Linked DNA regions of Homo sapiens: regions 2 and 3 are each linked to region 1. Evidence: chromatin loops called from intact Hi-C (ENCODE). Cell type or tissue: sigmoid colon. All regions are shown on one strand. Links, peaks and the distances in the headings refer to the core of each region. The heading gives the core; the rest is flanking DNA.

Evidence for each region. Hi-C counts contacts between places; a loop is a spot of excess contacts. Peaks named below come from ENCODE experiments on the same cell type or tissue, not always from the same donor. Only the 100,000 strongest peaks of a DNase experiment are listed, where the experiment ranks them.
Region 2: it touches region 1 in a loop (3-fold over the local background); 3 of 110 quality-filtered maps call a loop at or near these places.
Region 3: it touches region 1 in a loop (4-fold over the local background); 12 of 110 quality-filtered maps call a loop at or near these places.

Annotation. Positions count from the first base shown.
Region 1 is chr2:188,784,439-188,792,952 of GRCh38, reverse strand. It overlaps DIRC1 (disrupted in renal carcinoma 1), which reads left to right and starts at 2,830. Exons shown (of 2, transcript NR_161166.1): 1 at 2,830-3,090. In sigmoid colon, for the core only: no CTCF peak of the experiment used is centred there; DNase peaks (open chromatin) are centred at 4,152 and 6,452; H3K4me3 peaks cover 2,083 bases; H3K27ac peaks cover 1,401 bases.
Region 2 is chr2:189,400,678-189,409,191 of GRCh38, reverse strand. It overlaps a transcript of COL5A2 not described here. Among named protein-coding and RNA genes, the nearest start is that of WDR75, 37 kb to the left of the region's middle. In sigmoid colon, for the core only: no CTCF peak of the experiment used is centred there; no DNase peak of the experiment used is centred there; H3K4me3 peaks cover 793 bases; H3K27ac peaks cover 213 bases.
Region 3 is chr2:188,528,242-188,536,755 of GRCh38, reverse strand. It overlaps GULP1 (GULP PTB domain containing engulfment adaptor 1), which reads right to left. Exons shown (of 12, transcript NM_016315.4): 6 at 7,561-7,659. Among named protein-coding and RNA genes, the nearest start is that of MIR561, 240 kb to the right of the region's middle. In sigmoid colon, for the core only: no CTCF peak of the experiment used is centred there; no DNase peak of the experiment used is centred there.

The sequences.
Region 1 (8,514 bases), core at 150-8,149:
TTTTAAAATCCATGACCGTGGTGGGCCTCTCAATCTGTTTATGTCTTCTTTATTTTCTCTCAGCAAACTTTCGCAGTGTTTAGTGTATAGGTAACATCTCTCGGATTTTTTTTTTTTTTTGAGACGGAGTTTCGCTCTTGTTGCTCAGGCTGGAGTGCAATGGCATGATCTCAGCTCACTGCAACCTCCGCCTCCTGGGTTCAAGCGATTCTCCTACCTCAGCCTCCTGAGTAGCTGGGATTGCAGGCATGTGCCACCATACCTGGCTAATTTTGTAGTTTTAGTAGAGACGGGGTTTCTCCATGTTGGTCAGGCTGGTCTCAAACTCCCGACCTCAGGTGATCCACCTGCCTCGGCCTCTCAAAGTGCTGGGATTACAGGCGTGAGCCACTGCTCCCAGCCAAGGGATCTCTCTGAATATTTAAAACTTCAGAAGTGGGTTGTAAACCATTCTGCCAGCTGCCAAAGGAGAAAGGTTTTTATGGTCCAGCTACAGTATCACAGAATAGGACAAAGAAGTGTGGATTTGGAGCTGAGAGGCAATAAATCAATAACCTGGCACATGCCACTACTATTTAACTTTGTAATAGAGGTCCTACACAGTGTAATGAAGCAAGACAAAAAAAATAAAATGTGTAAATATTGAAAATCATGGAGCCAAATTTTATTTACTGATAATTGACCTGTTTCCTGAGATATCTACCAAGAAAAAAACCTACCTAATAAGTGAATTTGACAAGTTTTCAGGATACAATGGTATTAAATTGAATTTTATTTGCATATACAAGCACCAAATAATTGGTCATATTAAACTAAAATAATTCCACTTTAAATGGCATGCACAACTGCTAAGTAAAGACACCTGAACTAGCTAACTAGTAAATAAGACCATGTGGAGAAGAAATCAGTCATCCACATTCTGTATAAACTTCCTACATGTGAGACCAACAGGTGAATTGCTCAGACAACACTCCCTTTTCCTCAACTCCAACTGTGGAGCCATAGAATTATGAGCAAAGAATATGGTTTTTATTTTAAACAACTAAATTTTGGGGTGGATCACTACACATCAATAGATAAGTGATAGAATTCTTTCAGCTGTTTTGTGCAAATTCTGATTTCTTCTTTGACTCTTGGGTTGATTAGGAGTGCATTGTTTACAAATAATTGGGAGATTTCTAACTTTCTTCCTTTGTAGTCAGGGTTTGTACTATGAATGATTTCTGTTGTTGAAATTTATTCAGACTTGTCTTATGGCTTGAAATATATATTTTTAGTGAATTTTTTTTCTACTTAAAAAGGATATTTATTTTGTAGTTCTTTGGGATAGAGACCTTGTATTTTAATTAGTTCAAGTTTATTGTGTTGTTAAATTATTTTGTATCTTTACTAATTTTGGTCTACCTATTGTAGAGGTGGTATTTACATCTCTGATGATAATTTTACAAGTTTATCGATCATCTCTTTATTTCAATAATATTTTGCTTTATATATTTTAAGAACTGTTATTCCATATAAATATGGAAGTATCAGCCCTGTACTTTTTAGGTAAATGTATAATAGAAAATATTAAGTAAGTTTAATTATTGAGATATAAATACTTCAGTCTGTGCTGTTCTCTCTTTTTCCTGTTCAACTACTAAAATCAAAATAATAATACAATAGTCACTATAAACTGCCAGTCTTCTTTGTGTCACATATTTTATACATTGTTTATAATTATTACATTTAAAAATAGATATTACCCTTCCTATTTCATAACGTAGTCAATTTATGACATGTAATATAAGGTAAACAATGTTACAGGGATTTGAGTGAGCAAAAATTTGTCTGAATCCAGAAGTCTTCTCTCAATGTCCATGACTACAATTAGTTCCATTGTATTTTCCAATGCATGTTTAAATATCTTACATTCAGCCATCATTGACTATTGTTGAAGTTGATTTTTAATCATTTGTTGCCTGAACTTCAGAAATCCTCTTAAGATTAATCATCACCGATTGTCCAGACTGAGCTCTAAATTGCCCATGCCTATCATAGCATGTTTTCCAATTCATCACTTCTTGAACTGTCACAAACTATAGTATTACGAAAAGTGTTGTATTTCATTGTAAATGTGTGAGCTAATATGTTGGGTTTTAATATGTCACTAGTTTTAGCTTGGGGACCAGTTTGGCACACATGTAAAATTTTACACAGATGTGTTAATTCCTCTAAACATTTTAATTTATTCCTAAAGCTTGTATTTGTCCACAATAGATTTTCTCTTAAAACAATGTTTTTAGTATCATGCCAAGTGTTAGCTTTAAGGACAGCCAGAAAAAGAGAAAATAATTATGTAAACTAAATTTCAACAGCATTTCCCTGCCTTTTGAGATCAGTAAGATTGATTCAATGTATTTTCCACTGAGTTCAACCTGTATCTCAAGAATTTTCAAATTTCATCAGAATTTATGATCACTTTCAGCTCTTAAGTCCTGCTTAGTGTGAATCAGTTTAGGGATAATCTAAATGTCCAATATGTATTATTATGTTTTGCATTATATTGTTTTAGATGTGGATCACTATACTTTTTCTTAGTTATGCCAAACTACTTATAGAAACTCTTATATGTGTAAAGGACTACTGAGTTATAGGGGATGTAGAGATTTACACTGCCAAAAGGCTCAAGATGTAATATTCTATGTTAGATATTGATGTTCCTAAAGTTCCCTCTCTCCTTCCAAATCTTGGGCTTCAGATTCCGATCATGTAGGTTAAATCATCTTTTGTTGATTACTCATGTTTTTAGTTTCTCTCTCCAAATTCCTATTGATTTCCAAATACAAAGCAGTTTAGTTGTGTCTCTTGACATGGGCAGAGTTTCTCTTGCCCTTAAAGTCTTACTTTCCACTTCTAAATACCTTCCAAGATGTTTTCCTCCACAAACACAATATCTTCCTTAAAAGATAGACCCTGCATCAGTTGTTAAGCTAACACATCTTTCTCCTCACTACAAATGTATCACTATTGAATTTCTCTCCACAAGTGTGAAGATGGCTGGAGTAGAAATTCTGGCATTGCTTCTCATCACCAGAAGGAAAAATTCAGGTGAGCTCTGTCAAAATGGTGGGTTGGCTATGGCACTCATTTCTCAATCATAAGATTTTAGGCCAGGACAGTCTACTCTATTAACATAGTCTGAAGAAGTGATCTTTCCTTTTACATTTATAGAGTCTTTTCTTACTAGTGATAATAGACATGCTGTAAAGTACCTCATATCCTAAAACCTTTAGTTTTAAGTATACAGCGAACAACTTAATTTAACTTCTATACAGCATAGACAAAATATATGATAAGTGACTATGTCATTTACATTTAATGGATTGGGAAATGTTATTTTATTTAAGGAAAGTTCTTCTGTAAAAATGTGTCTTCTTTGACATTGTTATGTGTCAGCTAACTCACATTTTCAAAGCTGGAGTGCAGATATTTCTGAGTATATATATATATATGTGTATATATATGTGTGTATATATACGTATATATATGTATATATACGTATATATGTGTATATATACGTATATATGTGTATATATACGTATATATGTGTATATATACGTATATATGTGTATATATACGTATATATGTGTATATATATACGTATATATGTATATATACGTATATATGTGTATATATATACGTATATATGTATATATACGTATATATATGTGTGTGTATATATATATATTTGGTTACACATAATACTATTCCTGTCATTTTCTTCAAGAGTTCAAAACTATTGTGGAGTATTTTTATTTTATTGTGTGTACTTCTAAATTCTCACTAGAGTTTTACTCTCATGACAGTCATAAATTGCTGGTTCTTTTTCATGGGAGAGGGTAAGATTTCCACAGGGAATAGCTGCCTTAAAGAAGTATTTTACATATTAAGAGTTCTTAAAGTAATTTTAATTAGTCCCTCCAAAATTATTTTTCCTTGAAGCTGTTTGTTTAGAAAAATTTGGTTCTTGCTTTTTAGCATTAAGCTGTATAGATTTTTAAAATAAACCAAACACATAAACTTTTTTCTCTATCTTTCTTTCTTTGTCCCTTTTATTATGAAATGCATTCTGTGCCTATCCAGCTGTGCTGGCTGTGTGTCAGTAATGTGAGTCACTGACCAATGTTCTCCCACACATGAACAGGAACTAACACAAAGAAAAATAAAAGATACAGCTCTTGGATTTTGCTTACAGCCAAACATTAGGGAAAGGAGGTAATTGTGTTATTTCAATGAAGTTTGATTAGACATATTTCTTTGTATTTGTGAATGACATTGCTATTTTCAGTTAGTTGTAGGAGATTAATGTGATGGAACTGCAATTAGAAGAGAAATGACACTGAGAGATCTTTTAATTATATTTTAGCTAGGAAATCCCTTGACAATATCAGCAAACATTTTTACTAAAATGACATGAAAACAAAACATCAGTGATAAAGTGAAGACTGAATATGGGTTTCTTAAATCCATAAATTCTTACAATAGCCGACCTAATAAATATTCGTCTACTTCTTTCTGTTTTTTCATGTCTTTCTATGTGTTGATTAGAATTACAGGATCTGAGAGCTGGGTATAATCTTATAAGTTATATGGTGAAATATTTTAGAAATAATAGTCCTAATTTTTACAGATAAGAATACCAAGTTCCAATAATCTTAAAAGATTTGGCCATTCCCATACAGATAAATATTGTCAGAATCATCAAGTCTAGCATTTAGTCTCATGATCTTGTCTACTGTGATTTCCAGTACACTCCCTTTATTACTCCCCTCTCTTTTGCTGTAATTATTAGCAAAGATCCTTAACTCAGTGAATTGATGGTGGCTGGCGTTTAGCTATTCCTAACTTGTCTGATAATTAAATAAAATTGTCATTTGACTCATGTCACCAATTTGCACTTGCATTGGAGGTAGATTAAACACCTGGGTTAAACCATATTTATGGTACACAGAAGGTTCTAATTAAAGAGCAATTGCACTTCTCACTGCCAAACAAAAGAGAAACAGATTCACAAACATATTCTCATGCCTCGTAGATGAGAAAGCTTTAATAAAGTCAGTTGGCTGAAACAGTACTTTTGTTTCCCCTGTCTCCCTAAGGAGGAGAAGGGTGAGAAAGAGTCCAAGGGCAAAAGTGAATCTGAGGATGAAGATATGCCACGTTAGCTCTTTGGAAACACACACACACACACACACACACACATTCATTTCAGATCTCAGAAAAGCAACACAGACATAAATCCTATTCTAAAAGTTCAAAAAATTTACCTATCTCTGCAAGAGTCTCCAAACTATAAGTTGAATTTTTCTACTTACTTTAATTACTTTATGAACATTTTTGAAAAAAAGATAGTAATTTTGCTTCTCATAATGTGAGCAATGCTGCCTAGAGGCAGAGCTACTTCTGTGTGAAGAAAGGGGACATAGGTCCGTTATGACGTCTATGTAGTTATGTAAAATCACATATATCCATGATGCATACTTTGTATGTCAATGAGTTTAAATCAATGTAGAATTCTCCTTTGAGAAGAACCTAGCATTCCTGCAAGTGACAGGTATTAAAAACCTTGTTACAAACCCACTTTTTCTGAACATGTTATGAACAGTGAAATGCCTGCTCTTTATCTTGTGAGCTCAGACGATTAAGTATCGTATAAATATTGTTGACCACGTGACTACTGTTATTTTTGACTCTGACTCTGTAGAGCTCAAATGCTAACTCCATTTACTGAAGCCTCTTCTGGTAAGGGTTCTGGAAAATTTCAAGAGCATGCAATAAAAAACAGTGATGAACTTCCTTAGGAATGCAGTTTTACAAAGTTGTCATGAAAAAAGAAAACCTACTGGAGCTGGGAAAATGTTGTAAAGTGTGGTATAAATGTCTATCCTACGGAAGAAAAGGACAATGAACATTGCAGCCTTCCTTTTTGTTCTCTTTAATCTCAATTTAAAACCATGTGTTAGGAAACAGAGAGTGGAGAAATGGGAAAAAAAAAAAGAGAAATGGACAGAGACAAAAAGAAAAACTGGAGGGATCTGGGGAAACGGGGAAAGAGGAGAAAATTCTGGAGCTAAAAGTAGCTTTTTGTGATTGCAGCTTTTTGACCTGGGGTATTGCCTTTTGATTTGGAGATCACTTTGGCTTGGGAACTCTGACAAATGAAGTTGGTACACAGAGATGGAAGCAAATGGATCACTGCCAAGGATTTATTTTCAACTCTGGGCTCAAAGACAAAAAGCTAGGAGCCTGTAGATATGTTCATATATTTGTTAGCCTAGTTATTAATGACAAGGGCGCTCAAAGCTCTCAGTATAAAGTTTGGGTTTGAGTTTCCCCTGTTTCAACTATAATTAACTAACTCCTCTCACTCAGACCAATATGAAGTTTGGGTTTGCGTTTCCCTTGTGTCATGTGTAATTAACTCCTCCCAGTCGGGCCAGTCCTTCACTTCCAAGTGACTCACTTTTATTTCAGATGATTTCCTGGCTACCATTCTTTCCCAGAGAAGATTATCATTTCTTAGAAATTCTGAGTAGAGAAATAGAGATTATGCAAACACAGAAATGCAAATTCATGTCAAAAGAGGAGGGAAAAATGTAAATTAAAAAATCACAAAGCATTGTCTGTATATTCTTTCCATCTTATGTCGTGACAAAATTTACTTCTGGTGAATGTTGTTCTTGTATTTAGGGGAGTTAGTAGGCTTTTCAGTTACAGAAAGTGAAGCATCTACAGGGAAAAGTTAAGAAAATACACTAATTCCCTGGATAGTGAAGTAAAAGGTATTAACCTTGGAGAGAGAATGTTTTGGTTTTGTTTGATTTATTCCACAAATTACTGTTTAGTGGGGTGGGGAGTAGGGATGGCGAGTAGTGGGCGTTGTTCAGTTCTGAGTGACCAGGCCCCAGAGCCACCAGAGGAAGCTTATACCTAAGGAGAAGGACAGGCACAAAAGAGCTCTCTTTTATGGGCATGACCAGAAAACTTAAGAAACATGATACCTATACCCAGCTTTAGATTATTTCATGTCCTATGTTGTGATTCTCCTCCATCATCTCCAAAGGCTTCAGTGCCATCAGACACACACGATAGCTGTGTGTTAATAGAGCCTTAGGGACGGTTTACGTTCCAACTTGGGACCAAGTGGTAAAGAGAGAGGACAACACCCGGCATGAGCAAATGAGCAATGAGGCAGTGGTGATTAAAGAAAAGCCAGAAGTTCAGAAGAGAGAGGAGTGAACAAGAGAAAAAATATGTATCTCCGTAATCCCTGGAATTACGGCCAAGGCTTCTGGACTTGATACAATTACATTAGATGAAAGCAAGAGGATTTGGAACATTTGGGTTACATAGGAAAATATATTATCCAATCATTGAAGGATGCTTGGAAATTAAAATTAGAACCCCTAAATATTTACAAATTGTGTTTCTAAGGTAATATACTTCGAGTAGTTTAAAAAGCAAATAATTGTAATCTGAGAAGACCGAGAAGATGGAAGAAGAAAGAAGGTGACCAAAGAGATAAGGTGGTCTCTGTTGCCCATCTGATGTGATCATGGTATGGATGATTATGTTGCTGGGGAAAAAATTAAGGGCTGGTTTATGTCAGTCTCTGAACTTCAGACATGTGTTTAGTCATCTAAAAGTGATGGCTCGGTACTGTCCTCAAGAGTATCATTAAAGGACTACACATATTTTAGACTTATTTCCCAAGTATTAAGCCCAGCATCCATTAGCTATTCTTCCTGACTCTTTCCCTCCTCCCACCCCCAACCCTCCAACAGGCCCCTCTATGTAACAAACCTGCACATCCTGCACATGCACTCCTGAACTTAAAATTGTAAATAAAAAATTCAAAAAATAAAAAAATTCATTTTCATGTCTTTTAACCGTTCATGGATATTGAATAACTGAGAAATATTAGAAATGTGAATCTTTGATCTTTAAGAAAAAAAGAATAGCTGGCAATCAAACTTTATAGAGCTCTATTTGTTATGAACAAAGAATCAAATACTATATTATCTTTATATATCTAGTTTAAGCGAGTAATTATGTTAGTATGATTTTATGTAGTTGATTTGAATAGGCTATAAGTTTCTAGAAGCTGGCTATATATTTATCCTCTTGGAACCCTAGAGTGTCTTCTGTTTAATAGGCTATTGAATAAGTTTATTAAGTTAAGAAATTCAAAGAGAAATCTTAACATTTGAATTACTTGAAATCTTAAAAATATTATGAAAACTTAGAAAGATATATTTGGATTATGACACTTTGATCAATTAATGTAAAATACATAAACTCTTAGGCACATATTTTCATTATGGGTCCTAAGAAGCATATACAACATTACTACCTCCAGTAACCTCTAGGATTGCTCTAGAGTGTCAAAGAATATTTTTGCATTTGACTTTTATTCTCTGATGATTTTTATTCCAACAACAGTGAAACTCTCCAGAATTAGAGCCTGAGTCA
Region 2 (8,514 bases), core at 156-8,155, 620 kb before region 1:
AAAATCTATAAAATGTCAGGCTTTTTCTAGAATTCTGTGAGCAGAATCTATCTTGTGTCATTTTGTGAGTGTAATTTTCTGTTGAAACAAAAACCTACGGTGATTTTCAGACAAGAGAAGAAAGTATATCTCTAAAGAAGGATAAATGCCATGGAGTGAAAAATTTATAAATGAAACTTCAAATAAGGGAATGAATGGGTGCATTTTTCAGGTAAATGACTATAGTCACAAAAATTATACTTGTAATCAGACTGTGGACACACTACCTATTCCATTTTGCTTTGTTTTCAGGCTGGGTTTCTGCAACCAAAGTCAAGAGGACCAGTTGAATTAATAATTCAGTTCATTATATCAAAAAATTTGACAGACTCACAAATATATCTGGATAACTCAGTATAATGTGGTTAATTGATCGTGTTCATATTAAATGAAGTGCCTTTCATCACTATCAGCCGCTGTTCTACATGAGACCAACAGAATATTAGTGATGGTGATTGTATCCTGTATGACTTTTAGCCAGTGTTTAGAAAGATGGTGTAAAGTAAGGGTGATAGTAAAAAGATAAATTAGTACATATAATTTATGTTATTTTAATATTTATTAAATTCCAACCTAAAACATGACTATTAATGGTCACCATGGCCACTGAATTTTATTCTCTGAGTTGCTTTCCTTTTTATGATTCATATCCTGTGGTCTTCAGACCAGTATTAAGAATTAATAGTCACAGAATGTTTTGAGTCTGATTCTAATGTAGTATGGCAACTCTATTTACATATTAATGCCATGTATGTACTTTCTTCCCGCATCACACCATCTGAGAGGCAGAAATCAAAACTGGGTGTATGGCCAAGCACTATGGTTTATATTTAATGGGCAGTACAGTAATGTCTGTGAGACTGAATTAATTTGCTTTTAGCTTCAGTTCCAGCTAGAGCCTCTGATTTCAGATAACTTATTATTTTTACTGAAGTTTTGTATTCATATAGGATTATCCTTCACTTACTTGAAATGGGTCCTTTGCACTAAACAATTGGATAAATAATACAGCACAATTTCTTTGCAGCCCCAGATTAGAGAGGATTTCATTTTGATCTGTAAATCAAACACACAAATCTAGGTCAAGGATGGCCAGGTAAGCAGAGCCAGTCAACTCAATCTTGGTTTGAACAGCCTGAAGTAATGCAGTCTACTTTCACTATCAAAAATATTGCATCCTCAGTAAAAGGTCTTTCACTTGCCATAACGAGGTCTGGAATTTAAGCTGCTGTTACTGGAAAGGCAGCCTTAATATTTTTATTTTCCCAGAAAATGAAAAACAGAGAAATTCTCATTTCCTGACTACAGGTCAACTGTTAAAAATGTCTTAAAACAAAGGAAATGGAGCCTGGTTTTGTTCAGTACAACAGAGCTAGTAAAGAGGAGTTGTCTTGCTGCAGTATTCCTGCAAGTTAATTTATTTGTTGCTTTAGAAAGAAATTCTATTTCCATTAAAATTATGTCTCTGGGTAGGTGATTCATGAACAGAGGACCTGGAGATGGAATCAGCCTCTTGAGTCTATTTACATTCTTAATCATACACAGCTGCTGGGACGATGGAGCATTTTGGTTTTTTCAAAGGCAGAAAGAGTCTTATCTTTTGCCATTAAAACATTAAATTGGTCACATTAAAACAAAGCCAAATAATGTAGTAACTTAGAAAACTATGTTTTGAAGAAGGTAAATGTCCCTTTCAATGTGTAGGGAACCTCTCTTTAGGTATTCTGAGCTCAGTTTTAAGAACATTTTTAAAACCTCGCCTGTGATTCAAAACAGCTGTAGCTATGTTTTGAGTGATGTAAACACTTCCCTCCACCTCCCCCATATTCTTAAGCTTTCCAGGCTCAAGGCAAGGGATTTTAAAACGTTGCAGTTTCTTCTTATCATGTACTTCCTACATCATTTACCTTTTTAACTAAATAGCACTTTGTAAAAAAAACCTTTACAGGTATGGAGTTTGGATGCTTACTTGGAGCAAATTGCCTAAAAATAGTGAAAAACATTAACCATTTTATTGAAAATTTAGTATAAGCTTAAAACACCTTCTGAGATACAGCCACTAACAAATCTTCATATGCATGTCCTGTTTGGAATGAACTTGGCCAGTACAGACAGTATAAGTTAATACATGTTAAATAGATATTTGAATGAATATTCAACATATTCATTCATCAACTGTTTGAATATTCAAACAGGCAAGCCAATTAGGTTTCTTTTTCCTTTTAGTTTATAGGAAGTGATCCTTCCAGTTTCTTCAGCACCTATAAATTACATCTCCATCTCTCTCAGTGCTTTTGTGATGATTTCTCTGTGTGTACTTTGTCTCAACAGTGTTAAGACAAGAGTTTATCTTGCATCATCATTGCTGAATTTCCCACACCTTGGAAACTCTAGTAACAAATTAATAGCTGCTTTTTGGCATTTTGTATTTGAATAACATCATGTTCAAGAGGCTTTTAATGTATAAGTCGGTCAGTTTAAAACAATTTTCAAGTAATTTTCCTAGTTACATGGCTACAGGTCAGATCTGTGTCAATCATGTTTAGTTATAGAACTTTTTCCAGATAGAAATTTTCTCATAAGAGCCAAAGAAGTACATTTTCTGGTGAAGCTTAGCAGGGAGAAGAACTTGATTTTAGAATAAGGAGGGGTACAATGTTAAGAATATAATTTGTGGCAGGAAAAATACACTAAAACCAGTTAACAATTTTAGCAATATATGCTTTTTGATGATCTTAGACATTTCTAAACATAAGCCAACTTTTAGTAGTGTCTTATCCCAGTGATGGTATTATCCCAAAGATGGAGTCTACCACTTCTTCATGTATTTGTGAAATATGCTGTTACCAAAAATATAAAATAGTAGAAGAAATATATTTTAAAAGCATCAATTTCAAGTTTTCAGCAGTATAGTATAAAAACTAAAATGAGATTAAAATTAAAATTCTCAATTTCCAACACATGTTTGATAATGATATTTTTCTGTTACTTGGAACTTATTTTATTTCTGTTATTAAATTTTATTAGTCATTCACTTAGTAAAAATTTAATCTTAGCATTTGGAAATGAGAAAATTAATTACTGTTCGGGAATGTGCTTTGATAGCTGATAGGTGCTATCTATATATTTTCCTTTAATCACTCCATGAAGTGGTTGCAAAGACTCTAGAAAGAACTAACCTACTCATATTAATTGCTTTAAATAGAAAACGGGGATTTTAAATGATGCAACAGATTAATTTATTAGCCTAAAACAAAGTTCCTAAAGGATCACAAATGCTGACTAAGTCTTGACATGGGTTTTACACATTGTCAGAAGAACCCTGGGACAATAGAGATATTTGACTAAAATGTGCTATAATTCCATATTGGGTTCATGGTTATTCATTCTGGTCTCACATGCATTTTCCACTGTGAGCATGACATAAATCATGTGCAATAGTCGTATTTTTGATTTAGCACAGTTTTATGTTGTATACCTCTCCTTTGTATTTTTAACCTAGTTCTGTTTGGTCTGTATTTCCTGCATGCTTCCCCAGTGGCCAATACGCAAAATAGTCTACAGAATGCAATAATCTTAAACAAGTTCTGTGACACTAAACTTGTTAAAAGGTAATTTAATTAGGCCAGGCACGGTGGCTCACACCTATAATCCCAGCATTTTGTGAGGCGAGGTGAGCAGATCACTTGAGGTCAGGAGTTTGAGCCAGCCTGACCAACATGGTGAAACCCTGTGTCTACTGAAAATACAAAAATTAGCCGGGTGTCATAGCTGGCACCTGTAATCCCAGATGTTCAGGAGGTTGAGGCATGAGAATCACTTGAAGCCAGGAGGCGGAGGTTGCAGTGAGCCAAGATTGTGCCACTGCACTCCAGCCTGGGTGACAGAGCAACACCCTATCTAAAAAAAAAAGAAAAAAAAGGCATTTAATTAAAAATAAATATCTAATGTCACTATTTTTTTAATGTGTTTATTTATTTTCATTCAATTAATCCTAATATTTTTCCAGTTAGCAATAATATTGATAATAATGGTTAATGCCTATAAAGAACTTTCTGTGTACCAGGGAACTACTTTTATTGGATTATCTGATTTACTTCTTATAGATACCCCATAAAATAGGTACAATTATCATTTTGTAGGTGAGGAAATTGAGGCATATGGATATCAAATGATTCATCCAAAATCACATAGGTAGTAAATGGCAGAACCAATATTTGTACTGTGTCTCCAAATGTCCCTCAACAGGAGAGTGGATAAACACATCGTAGTATATTCATACAGTAGAATACTACTCAGCAATATAAATGCTGAACCACTCATACATGCAACAACATGGATTGTGGTAAGTAGGATACTAGCTAGCCTTTAAGATTTGTACCTCTGGATGTATGAGTCCTGTATAATTTTCTCGAGTAGGGATAGAACCTGTGAATATGAGACATTACTTTTATTAGTTAGGGTTCTCCAGAGAAACAGAACCAATAGGATATATGTGGATGAGGAGATTTATTATGGGAATTGGCTCGTGCAATTATGAAGGCTGAGAAGTCCCATGATCTGCCAACTGCAAGCTGGAGAACAGGAAAGCCAGTGGTGCAATTCAGTCTCAGTTTGCAGGTCTGTTATAACCAGGGGAGCGAATGGTGTAACTTCTGGTCTGAGACCAAAGGCCTGAGAATAAGGAAGTTGGGAGTGGAGTAGAGGTGGGCAGCTTCTGATGTAAGTCCTGGATCCAAAGGCTCAAAACACAGGAGCGCTAATGTATCAATACAGGAGAATATGGATGTCTAAGCTCAAGACAAAAGATGGAATTTGCTTTTCCTTTGCCTTTCTGTTCTATTCAGGCCCTCTTTGGATTAAATGATGGCTACCCACATTGGTGAGGGTAGATCTTCTTTACTTAATCTCTGATTCAAATGCTAATCTCTTCCAGAAATACCCTCACAGACATACTCAGAAATAATATTTTACCAGCTTTCTGGGCATTCCTTAGCTCAGTCAAGGTGACACACAAAATTAATCATATCACTCATGTGATCATGTTACATTTAAATGACAAAAGAGAGATTATTATGGGTAGCTCTGACTTAATCAAGTGAGTCCTTTAAAAGAAGAGCTGGGCCTGGCATGGTGGCTCATGCCTGTAATCCCAGCACTTTGGGAGACTGAGGTGGGTGGATCACGAGGTCAGGAGATTGAGACCATCCTGGCCAACATGGTGAAACCCTGTCTCTATTAAAAATACAAAAATTAACTGGGCATGGTGGCACGTGCCTGTAATCCCAGCTACTCGGGAGGCTGAGGCAGGATAATCGCTTGAACAAAATACTGGCAAACCAAATTCAGCAGCACATCAGAAAGCTTATCCACCACAATTAAGTAGGCTTCATCCCTGGGATGTAAGGTTGGTCCAACATACATAAATCAATAATTGTGATTTATCACGTAAATAGAACTAAAGGCAAAAGCTACATGATTATCTCAATAGATGCAGAAAGGCCTTCAATAAAATTCAACATCCCTTAATGTTAAAAATTCTCTATAAACTAGATATTGAAGGAACATACCTCAAAACGACAAGAGCCATATATGACAAACCCACAATCAATATCATACTGAATGGGCAAAAGCTTAAAGCATTCCCTTTGAAAATCAGCACAAGACAAGGATGCCTTCTCTCACCACTCCTATTCAACATAGTATTGGAAGTTGTGGCCAGGGCAATCAGGCAAGAAATAAAGAGAAAGAAATAAAGTGTATTCAGATAAGAAGAGAGGAAGTCAAAGTATCACCATTTGCAGATGACATAATCCTATACTTAGAAAAGCCCACGTCTCAACCCAAAAGCTTTTTAAGCTGATAAGCAATTTCGCCAAAGTCTCAGGATACAAAATCAATGTGCAAAAATCACTAGCATTCCTGTACACCAATAACAGGCAAGCCAAGAGCCAAATCACGAATGAGCTCCCATTCACAACTGCCACAAAATGAATACAATACATAGGAATGCAGCTCACCAGGGTGGTGAGAAATCTCTTCAAGGAGAGCTACAAACCACTGCTCAAAGAAATTAGAGATGACACAAGCAAATGGAAAAACATTCCATGCTCATGGATAGGAAGAATCAGTATCATGGAAACGGCCATACTGCCCAAAGCAGTTTATAGATTCAGTGCTATTCCCTTTAAACGACCATTGACATTCTTAACAGAATTAGAAAAAAATATTTTATAATTCATGTGGAACCAAAAAGGAGCCTGAATAGCCAAGAAAATCCTAAGCAAAAAGAAAGAAGTTGGAGGCATCATGCTGCCAGAATTCAAACTATACTATAAGGCTATACTATACTATACTATACTATAGCCAAAAGAGCATGGTACTGCTACAAGAACGGACACATAGACCAATGGAATAGAATACAGAATCCGTAAATAAGACTGCACACCTGCAACCATTTGATCCTCAACAAACCTGACAAAAGCAACAATGGGGAAAGATTCCCTATTTAATAAATGGTGCTGGGAGAACTGGCTAGCCATATGAAAAAATTGAAACTGGACCCCTTCCTTATACCATATACAAAAGTTAATGCAAGATGGATTAAAGATTGAAATGTAAAACACAAACCTATAGGCCGGGCACAGTGGCTCATGCCTGTGTCTTGGCCCCTTTGGGGGCTGAGGCGGATGGATCACAAGGTCAGGAGATCGAGACCATCCAGGCCAACATGATGAAACCCCATCTCTACTAAAAAAAATTCAAAAATTAACTGGGTGTGGTGGCACGTGCCAGTAATCCCAGCTACTCGGGAGGCTGAGGCAGGAGAATCACTTGAACCAGGGAGTCGGAGGTTGCAGTGAGCCAAGATCGCACCACTGCACTCCAGCCTGGTGATAGAGCGAGACTCCATCTCAAAAACAAACAAAAAACTGAAACGACAACAACAAAAACCTAAAACTATAAAAACCTTATAAGAAACCTAGGCAATACCATTCAGGACATAGACACGGGCAAAAATTTCATGACAAAGATGCCAAAAGCAATTGCAAGAAAAGCAAAAATTGACATGTGGGATCTAATTAAAATAAAGAGTTTCTGTGCAACAAAAGTAACCAGCAACAGAATGAATAGACAACCTACAGAATGGGAATTTTTTTTTTGCAATCTATTAATCTGACAAAGGTCTAATATCCAGCATCTATAAGGAATTTAAACAAATTTACAAGAAAAAAACAGCCCCATTAAAAAGTGGACAAAGGTCATGAACAGACGCTTCTCAAAAGAAGCCATACATGGGGCCAACAAACATGAAAAAAAGCTCAACATCACTGATCATTAGAGAAATGCAAATCAAAACCACAGTGAGATACCACCTAACCCCAGTTAGAATGGCTATTATTAATATTAAAAAGTCAAAAGACAACAGATGCTGGTGAGGTTGTAGAGAAAAAGGAATGCTTTTACATTGTTGGTGGGAGTGTAAATTAGTTAAACCATTGTGGAAGACAGTGTCATGATTCCTCAAAGACCTAGAGGCAGAAATATTATTTGACCCATCAACCCATTACTGGGTATATGCCCAATGAGATACAAATCATTCTATTATAAAGATACATGCACCCGTATGTTCACTGCAGCACTATTCACAATAGCAAAGACATGGAATCAACCTAAATGTCCATCAATAATTGACTGGATAAAGAAAATGTAGTACATATATGCCATGGAATACCATTCAGCCATAAAAAGGAATGAGATCATGTTATTTGCAGGGACGTGGATGGAGCTGGAAGCCATTATCCTCAGCAAACTAACATGGTAATAGAAAACCAAATACTTTCTGGTCTCACTTATAAGTGGCAGCTGAATGATGAGAACACCTGGACACATAAGGGGGACAACAACACACACTAATGCCTGTCAGAGAGTGGGAGGAGGGATAATGAAGGACAGCCTCAGGAAGAATAGTTCATGGATGCTGGGCTTAATATCTAGGTGATGGGATGATCTGTGTAGCAAACCACCATGGCACACGTTTATCTATGTAACAAACCTGCACATGTACCCTTGTACTTAAAAATAAAAGTTGGAAATAAGAAAAGAATGACTCGGACAAGGAAAGTGATGGCCAAATAACAGCAGACCAGAATTTACAAGTTACTCTGATACATAAAGCATCATAGGAAAAACAATCTGCAATCATTTTAGTTTTCCTAGAATGATACTTCATCCTCTGAGAGTTAGTGAATTATAAGGATACGATTTTTAAGAAAGCCAAAGGACTCTTGCCAGCTTTGATGTTTCCCCTTTACACGTGCAGTTTATGTTTGCTTTATTAAAATTATATTTTCAGTCCTTGTATAATTTTAATCATTGTTCCTCAGAACATTTGCAAAAGGAAATATTTCTGCTTGACCAGTGAGATATGCATTTTGTCAGTATCATATCGGTCATGTCTATTGGTGTGCTGTT
Region 3 (8,514 bases), core at 202-8,201, 260 kb after region 1:
TTCAATGTTACTCCTATCAAATGGCCAATGCCATTTTTCAGGGAATTAGAATTTTTAAAATTCTAAACTGCATATGAAACCAAAAAAGGGCCTGAATAGCCAGAGCAATTTTAACCAAAAGAATAAATCTGGAGGCATCACATTACCCGATGACTGTACTATAAGGCTATAGTAACCAAAAAAGCATGGTACTGGTACAAAAACAGGTACATAGACCAATGGCAAAGAATAGAGAATTCAGAAATAAAGCCACAAGTCTACAGCCATCTGATCTTTGACAAAGTCAACAAAAATAAACAATGGGGAAAGGACTCCCTATTCAATAAATGTTGCTGGGATACCTAGCTAGCCAGATGCAGAAGAATGAAACTGGACCCCTACCTTTTACCATATACAGAAATTAACTCAAGATGGATTAAATAATGTAGTACCTCAAACTATAAAAATCCTAGAAGAAAATAATGTAAATGCCCTTCTTGACATCAGCTTTGGTAAAGAATTTTTGTCTAAGTTCCAAAAAGCAATTGCAACAAAAACAAAAGTAGACAAGTGGAACCTAATTAAAGAGCATCTGCACAGCAAAAGAAACTATCAAACAGAGTAAACAGACACCTTACAGAATGGGAGAAAATATTTGCAAACTATGCATCCAACAAACGTCTAATACCCAGGTTCTATAAGAAACTTAAACAATTAAACCAACAAAAAACAAATAACCATATTAAAAAGTGGGCAAAAGACATGAACAGACACTTCTCTAAAGAAGACAAACAAGCTGCAAATAAACATGAAAAAAATGCTCCACATCACTTATCATCAAAGAAATTCAAATAAAAACCACAAAGAGATATGATCTCACACCAATCAGAATCACTCTTATTAAAAAGTCAAAAACAACAGATGCTGGTGAGGATATGAAAAAAAGGGAATGCTTATACACTATTGGTGGGAATGTAATTTAGTTCAGCCACTATGGAGAGAAGTTTGGAGATTTCCCAAGGAACTTAAAACAGTTGCTGTTTTCCAGCAACCCTGTTACTGGGTATACATACTTGACATATATCCATAAAAAGACAAATCTTTCTACCAAAAAGACACATGCACTCATATGTTCATTGCAGCACTATTCATAATGGCAATGACATGTAATTAACCGAGGTGCCCATTAACGGTAGATTGGATAAAGAAAATGTGGTACATATGTACCACAGAATACCATGCAGCCACAAAAAGAACAAAATCATGTCCTTTCCAGAAAATGGATACTGCTGGAGGCCATTATCCTAAACGAATTAATGCAGAAACAGAAAAACAAATACTGCATATTCTCACTTATAAGTGAAAAACATTGGGTACTCGTGGACATAATGATGGCAATAATAGACACTGGGTAACTTTTAAAGTGGATGGGAAAAGGGGGTGTTAAGGATTGAAAAACTAACTATTGGGTACTGTGCTCACTATCTGGGTGATGGAATCATTCATATGCCAAACCTCAGCATGATGCAATATACCCAGGTAACAAATCTGCACATGTAACTCTTGAATCTAAAATGAAAGTTGAAATTATTAAAAACAGAACGAGTAGAAATAAATAACAGAAAAAATAGAAATTAATTTTTAATATTAACTAGTAATTTACTATTAATTTAAACATTAAATAATTACTTTAATATTAAATAATTAAATATTACCAATTTAATATTAAACACTAATTGAATATTAATTATTAATAACAATTTATTATTAAATATTAAAGTCTTAATAATAGGAAATCGAGACTTGTGGACAGGAAAGAAAAGCACTGGCATTATTGATTTTGGTAAGGCAATATAGGATAATGAAGTCAACTGGCTAATCATGTTGAGTTGAACCCCACTTCACTGATATTTTGTAAAGGAGGTTTAGGTTGGGAGAAGCATGCAGATTTGATATTAAAAGCTTAAGAAACAGAATTATATAATAGGTTGTCATGTGATAAACTTATTGATAGAAACCTGAAAATATGATTTTCCGCAATAAAAATAGTAGGTGGGAATCATCTACTTTCTTACTACCTTTCCCTGTTTGTTTTGTTTTGTTTTGTTTTATCACCAAACAGACTTTTTTAAACTTTTATTTTAGATTCAGGGGGTGCATGTTCAGGTTTGTTACCAGGGTATACTGCATGATGCTGAGGTTTTGGGTAAAAATAGTCCCATCACTGAGGTACTAAGCATAGTATGCAAGAGTTTGTTTTTAAACCCTTATCCCCTCCTTCCTTCTCCCTCTGGTAGCCCCCAGAAACTACTGTTGCATCATTATGTCCATGAGTACCCAGTATAAGTACCCACTTATAAGTAAGAATATATGGTATATGGTTTTCTGTTTCTGCATTAAATCATTTAGGATAATGACCTCCAGATGCATCCATGTTGCTGCAAAAGGACACAATTTCATTCTTTACTATGGTTGCATAGTGTTCCAATGATGTATGTGTACCACATTTTCTTTATCCAATCCACCATTGAGAGGCATCTAGGTTGATTCCATGTTTTTGCTATTGTGAAAAGTGCTGCGATGAAAATGAGAGTGTATGTCTTTCTGGTATAAAGATTTATTTTTCTTTTGGATATATACCAAGTATATACAACCAGCATTAGGGTTGCTGGAAAATGGTAACTGTTTGAAGTTATTTGAGAAATCTCCAACTGCTCTCCACAGCAGCTGAACGAATTTACATTCCCACCAACAGTGTATAAGCATTCTCTTTTCTTCACAATCTCACCAGCATCTGTTATTTTTGAACTTTTTAATAACAGTTATTCTGCATGGTGGTGATTGTATCTCATTGTGGTTTTGATTTTAATTTCTTTGATTAGTGATGCGGAGCATTTTTTTCATGTTTGATAGCCACTTGTTTGTTTTCTTTTGAGAAGGGCCTGTTCCTGTTTCTTTTTCCCACTTTTTAATCGGGTTATTATTATTTTTTGCTTGTTCAATTGTTTAAGTTCCTTATAGATTCCGGATATTAGATGTTTGTTAAATGCATAGTTTGCAAATACTTTATCCCATTCTGTAGGTGTCTGTTTACCCTGTTCATAGTTTCTTTTGCTGTGCAGAGGCTCTTTAATTTAATTAGGTCCCACTTGTCAACTTTTGTTTTTGTTGCAATTGCTTTTGAGGACTTAGTCATCAATTCTTTCCCAAGGGCAATGTCCGGAATGGTGTTTCCTAGGTTTTCTTCCAGGATTCTTATACTTTAAGGTCTTACATTTAAATATTTGATCCATCTTGAGTAAATTCTTGTATATGGTGAAAGGTAAGGGTCCAGTTTCAATCTCTTCCATATGGCTAGCCAGGTATCCCAGCACCAATTATTGAATAATCATTTCCCCATCTGTTATTTTTGTTGACTTTGTCAAAAAATCAGATGGCTGTAGGTGTGCAGCTTTAATTTTGGGTTCTCTATTCTCTACTGTTGCTGTACCACAGACTTTTTCTAAGCCCAGCTTAATTTTTGACCCTATTCACTTTGGTTTTTCCTCACTCTACAGTATCATACGCTATTTTTTAAAAAAAGTTTGGTATTTCTGTCTTTGTATTTACAAATATTTAAAGTTAATGAAAAAAAATTATCCTTATTCCAGGTAAATAACCAACAATCAGGAGAGCAGGTATAAGGAATAACCTAATAAATCATAAGTTATTGGTCAATTGGGTTTCATAAAGGTAGGTTTCTTCTTCAAGTGGTCAGGAAGCCAAGGAAGAAAAACCAAACAGATATGATAGCCTAACTTGTTGATTAAGTCTTTAAAAGAGCTTTTCACATATCTTTCTTTCTTTTCTTTTTTATGTGAGACAGTCTCACACTGTCACCTGTGCTGGAGTGCAGTGGCGCGATCTTGGCTCACTGCAACCTCCACCTACCGGGTTCAAGCGATTCTCCTGCCTCAGCCTCCTGAGTGGCTGGGATTACAGGCACCCACCACCACACCCAGCTACTTTTTTTTTTTTTTTTTTAGTAGAGACAGGGTTTCATCATGTTGGCCAGGCTGGTCTCAAACTGCTGACCTCATGATTCCCCCATCTCGGCCTCCCAAAGTGCTGGGATTACAGGCATGAGCCACTGCACCCAGCCAGTTCACATATCTTTCATTGGAACAAATAGTCTCATTTAAAAGGTCAGATGAAATCATGCAGAAAATAATAGAAAAGGTTGCAATGCATACCCATATACTCTTCACCTAGCCAACTGGTAACATCATGCCACATTTGCATTACATGATCCATTTTCGTCTCTCTTTACACACACACATACCCTATAAACGTAGGTGGTAGCCATCTTGTAGCGGTAGTTAGTGGTAGCCATCTTGTAGCGCTTTAAGCAATTAGCATTTTATGCATTTCTAAGGACATGCCATTATTAACCTGTGAATTCTAAAACCCAAAAAAGTTTTCTCTACATACTGCATTTAATTGTGTTTGTATTTTGTAAATATTTAAACGTGATTATCAACTAACAAAAAATTTGAAACATTCCATATGTTCAATAATAGAAGAATAATTTGGTAAATTATGGTATATGAACGTAGTGAAATTATTAGAGTTTAGAATATACCATAGGTCGTTTCAAATAAAAAATAACAAGAACATACGAAAATGATACATAAAGTATATTATCAGCTTTATATATTTTAATGTGTGCTGGGACAAGCCCCAAACCTTCAGATAAGAAATTGAAAATAATATTAATTACACATACACACACAAACATGTACACACACTCCAAAACAGCTACCTAATTCATATGGTGTAGAAAAAAACTTTCAACATAAGCATGGCCTACAAATACCCTATTCCGGCTGGACATTTACCACTCTATATCCTTTTAATTTTGAAAAGAAGATGTAGGAATAGGATTATTCTTATTTTCATGACACATAAGACTACACTTTGTTGCTACACTTTTGATTGCATTGTCCTTCTGTAATTTATTGCTTCCTTGGTCTATTGTTCTTTATGTAACTGCTAATTGCCTAATGAATTTATCTCATTCATACCTTGCTTTCAATTGCCTTGTTTCCCAGCAAACTACATATATCCCATTATATGCTTGAATCAACCCTCTACTATCTTTTCACCATTTCATTTTTCTGTTTTCAGCCACCTTAGCAGTAGTTATTTTAGAATCGCCGTAACTAAAGTAAATCTTCACATCTTTGTTTGTAATTGAATATTGAGGGTGAATAATAGAGAAGATTAGACAGGATAATTGTTGAGAGGACTTAAATTCACGTCTTGAAAAGTTTAAAGGAATGCCATTGCTCTTTAATATGGGAAGTTGAAGGTATGCCATTGATCTTTACTACAGATTTCCACAGTTAGAGGTTCTGATTCTGGGGGCAAATTTGGGGCCTTAGAAATTACTTTTGCAAATGCCTCAGTTAATTTTTATGTCGCTATTCCATAAGCTACAATTTGAAAATGAGGCCTACCGCATTAAGCCACTAAACCATGCACAACAGCAGATCCCCTCAAACTTTAATGTGCATGCGAAACACTAGGTTTCTTCTTTAATTGCAAATACAGATTCTGTAGGTCTGTAGTGGGGCATTAAATTCAACATTTCTAACAAGCATCCAATAGATGCAGTTGCTGGTGGTCTGCAGGCCACACTTTAAATAGCAAGTTGTTGCTGGGAACTGGAATTTACATAGATGAAGGTATCAAAGACACTTGCTGGACTAGAGAAAAGTTGCAGACCTGTGGGAAACATTTTTCATAATCTGTTAACAGGCCAGAAGTTCCTCTTTTGGCTTTTATACTGAATTAATTTGTCAATATGTATCCTATGGTGTTAGAAGAACACTTTGACGATACGTATTTATAAAATAATTGGAGTTAAATATTAATTTTTCCAAATTGACTAATATGGTCTTATCAAAATTACTAAATGATAACTCTGAGGCATTGTGAATAAAGTACTGTGTTTGTTTACTAAGCCTGCCATAACAAAATACCACTGACTGGGTGGCTTATCCAACAGGAATTTATTTTCTCACAGTTCTGCAGGTTAGAAGTCTAAGATCAAGGTGTCGGTAGGTTTGGTTTCTCTGGGGCCTCTCTCTTTGGCTTGCAGATTGCTGCCTTCACGTGGTCCTTACTCTGAGTGTACGTATCCCTGGTGTCTCTTCCTCTTTTTGTAAGAATACTAGACATATTGGATGAGGCCCCACCCTTAAAATCTCATTTAACCTAAGTTACCTCTTTGAAGGCCTTATCTTCAAATATAGTCATATTAGGGGTTAGGGCATGAACACAGGAATTTTGGAAGGAAACACTTTAGTCCAAAACAAGTATATGTTAATGAATTTGAATCCAGAACAGATTTTATTTTTAAATATTTTATTTGCTTTGAAGGGTCCTAAATACAAGAAACTTAAGTTTACACTGTATTATGGGCTGAATTGTGTTCCCCAAAATTCACATGTTGAAGCTCTAATCCCCAGCACCTCAGAATGAGACTGTGGTTGGAGTGCTAAATTAAATAAGCATGAGGCCATTCACCTAGGGTTGTCTGTGTATTTTGAGTTCCTATACAACAAACTGCAACCTAACTAGTATGTAAATAAACTGAACACTAATTTGGAAGTATAACACATAGCTAAGTTTCAGCCAATTACAGGCAGCCAGCTCATCACTACATATCCATATAAGGTATATGCCTTGCTATAGCCAATCAGGTGAGTTGTCACCTTTGAGTCTGTGTTCAGCCTATAAAAAGCTCCATGTTCACGCTGCTGGGCAAACCTTTCTGAACATCTGGTTTCAAGTGCTGCCTGATTCATGAATCATTATCTGTTCAAATAAACTCTGCTAAATTTAATTTGTCTAGTTTTTCTTCAAACAGGAGATAAGGCCTTTAAAAAGGTAACTAAGTTAAAATAAGGCCATGAGTATGGTTCCTAATCCAATTTGATGAGTGTCCTTATAAGAAGAGACACCAGACAAGTGTGAAAAGGCAGCAAGAGGGCAGCCCTCTGTAAGCCAAGGAGAAAGGCTACAGAGGAAACTAACCCTGCTGGCATCTTGATCTTGGAACTCCAGCCTCCACAACTGTGAGAAAATATTTTCTGCTGTTTAAGCCACCCAGTTTGTGGTGTTTTGTTTCAGCCTCCGTAAAAAACTAATACACACTGATTACATCTACAGGAAATAAAAGTCAATGCAGAATATTTTAATAACACACAGCTTTTATCTTCTTTCATACTCAGTGAACCACACTGTATGCATCTCTTTCACATCTCATGAAAAAAACATTCCCAAATACACGTCCAAACACTGTTGAATGCACTTAACATAAGTTATTAATATTATATCCCAAACAAGCTGAAGAAAAGATCACTTATAATGCAATTCCAAAAGTTGTTTTCACTTCTAAAACTCCTAGAGTTTCGAACTGTCATTAACTCAGAACTAAACAGTTCAGGGTGGCAAAAAATTTTAAATATTTGTTAAAGTAGGAATATAATTGCAATTAATTAAAGATTGCCTCTAACATTAAAAAAAAAGCCTTACCTTTGTTTTGGGTTCTAGAATTTTTACTCCATAAATTGATATTTGCAACTCCACTTTAGGAATTTTCTGGCCTTCAGATTTCTTGATATGTCTTGCAAACTACGAATGAAAAATTATTCACAAAGCTACACTTCTATTTCTATAAAGAATGAACAAAAATAAATATACATTTGGAGTTCATATTCAATTTCAGACTTTAATTAAGTGAATTTTTGCCAAGTATAAAGCATTTTATAAAGATAGTCTCAATATATTTAAAAATCATAGCAATCAGCCATTATAATTCACATTGATTTTCAGCAAGTTTTTTAAATTAAGATTTTTAATGCACTTCTTTCATGGTATTTACAAAAACGTATTCATACCAGACAGTTGAGAAAACTCAAAATACTTTGTGGGAAGATATGTAGAGATCAGTTTGTTTTTCTGTGAATCTTTTGTTGTTATTATCTTCAGAGAATTTGCAGTTCATCAGCTGTTGAATATGCCCTCTTTGCCATTTTTAGATACTTACCTAGTTTGGAACACTATTCTATCCAACCACATCAATAAATAAAAAGAAGCAGATTACCATTTCCAAACTGAAGCTAAGAATTGAAGTAATTATCCCAGCTGAAAGACTCAGGTATAGAACTAGACTCAGTCTAGAACTACAAATATAGTGAGTATCTTGAAAGCACAGTTTTTTTTTTCAATACTTTCATAGTAGTATTTATTATACTTTCTCATTGAGTTAGTAGGTGTATGTAAATGCTTGTTCGATTCTGTTATAAAATCAAAAAGAAAACCAGAATACTCATGTGCTTAGCAGATGGAGTCTCTGCCTCTCTCCTAGCATTGCTTAATTTAGTGGGGGAAAATTTCAGGAGCCCAGCTAAACTTGAGTATTAAACAATTAATATTCTTTTTAAAACTTTAATTTTAAAATATAGGCACAAACACAACATATATATA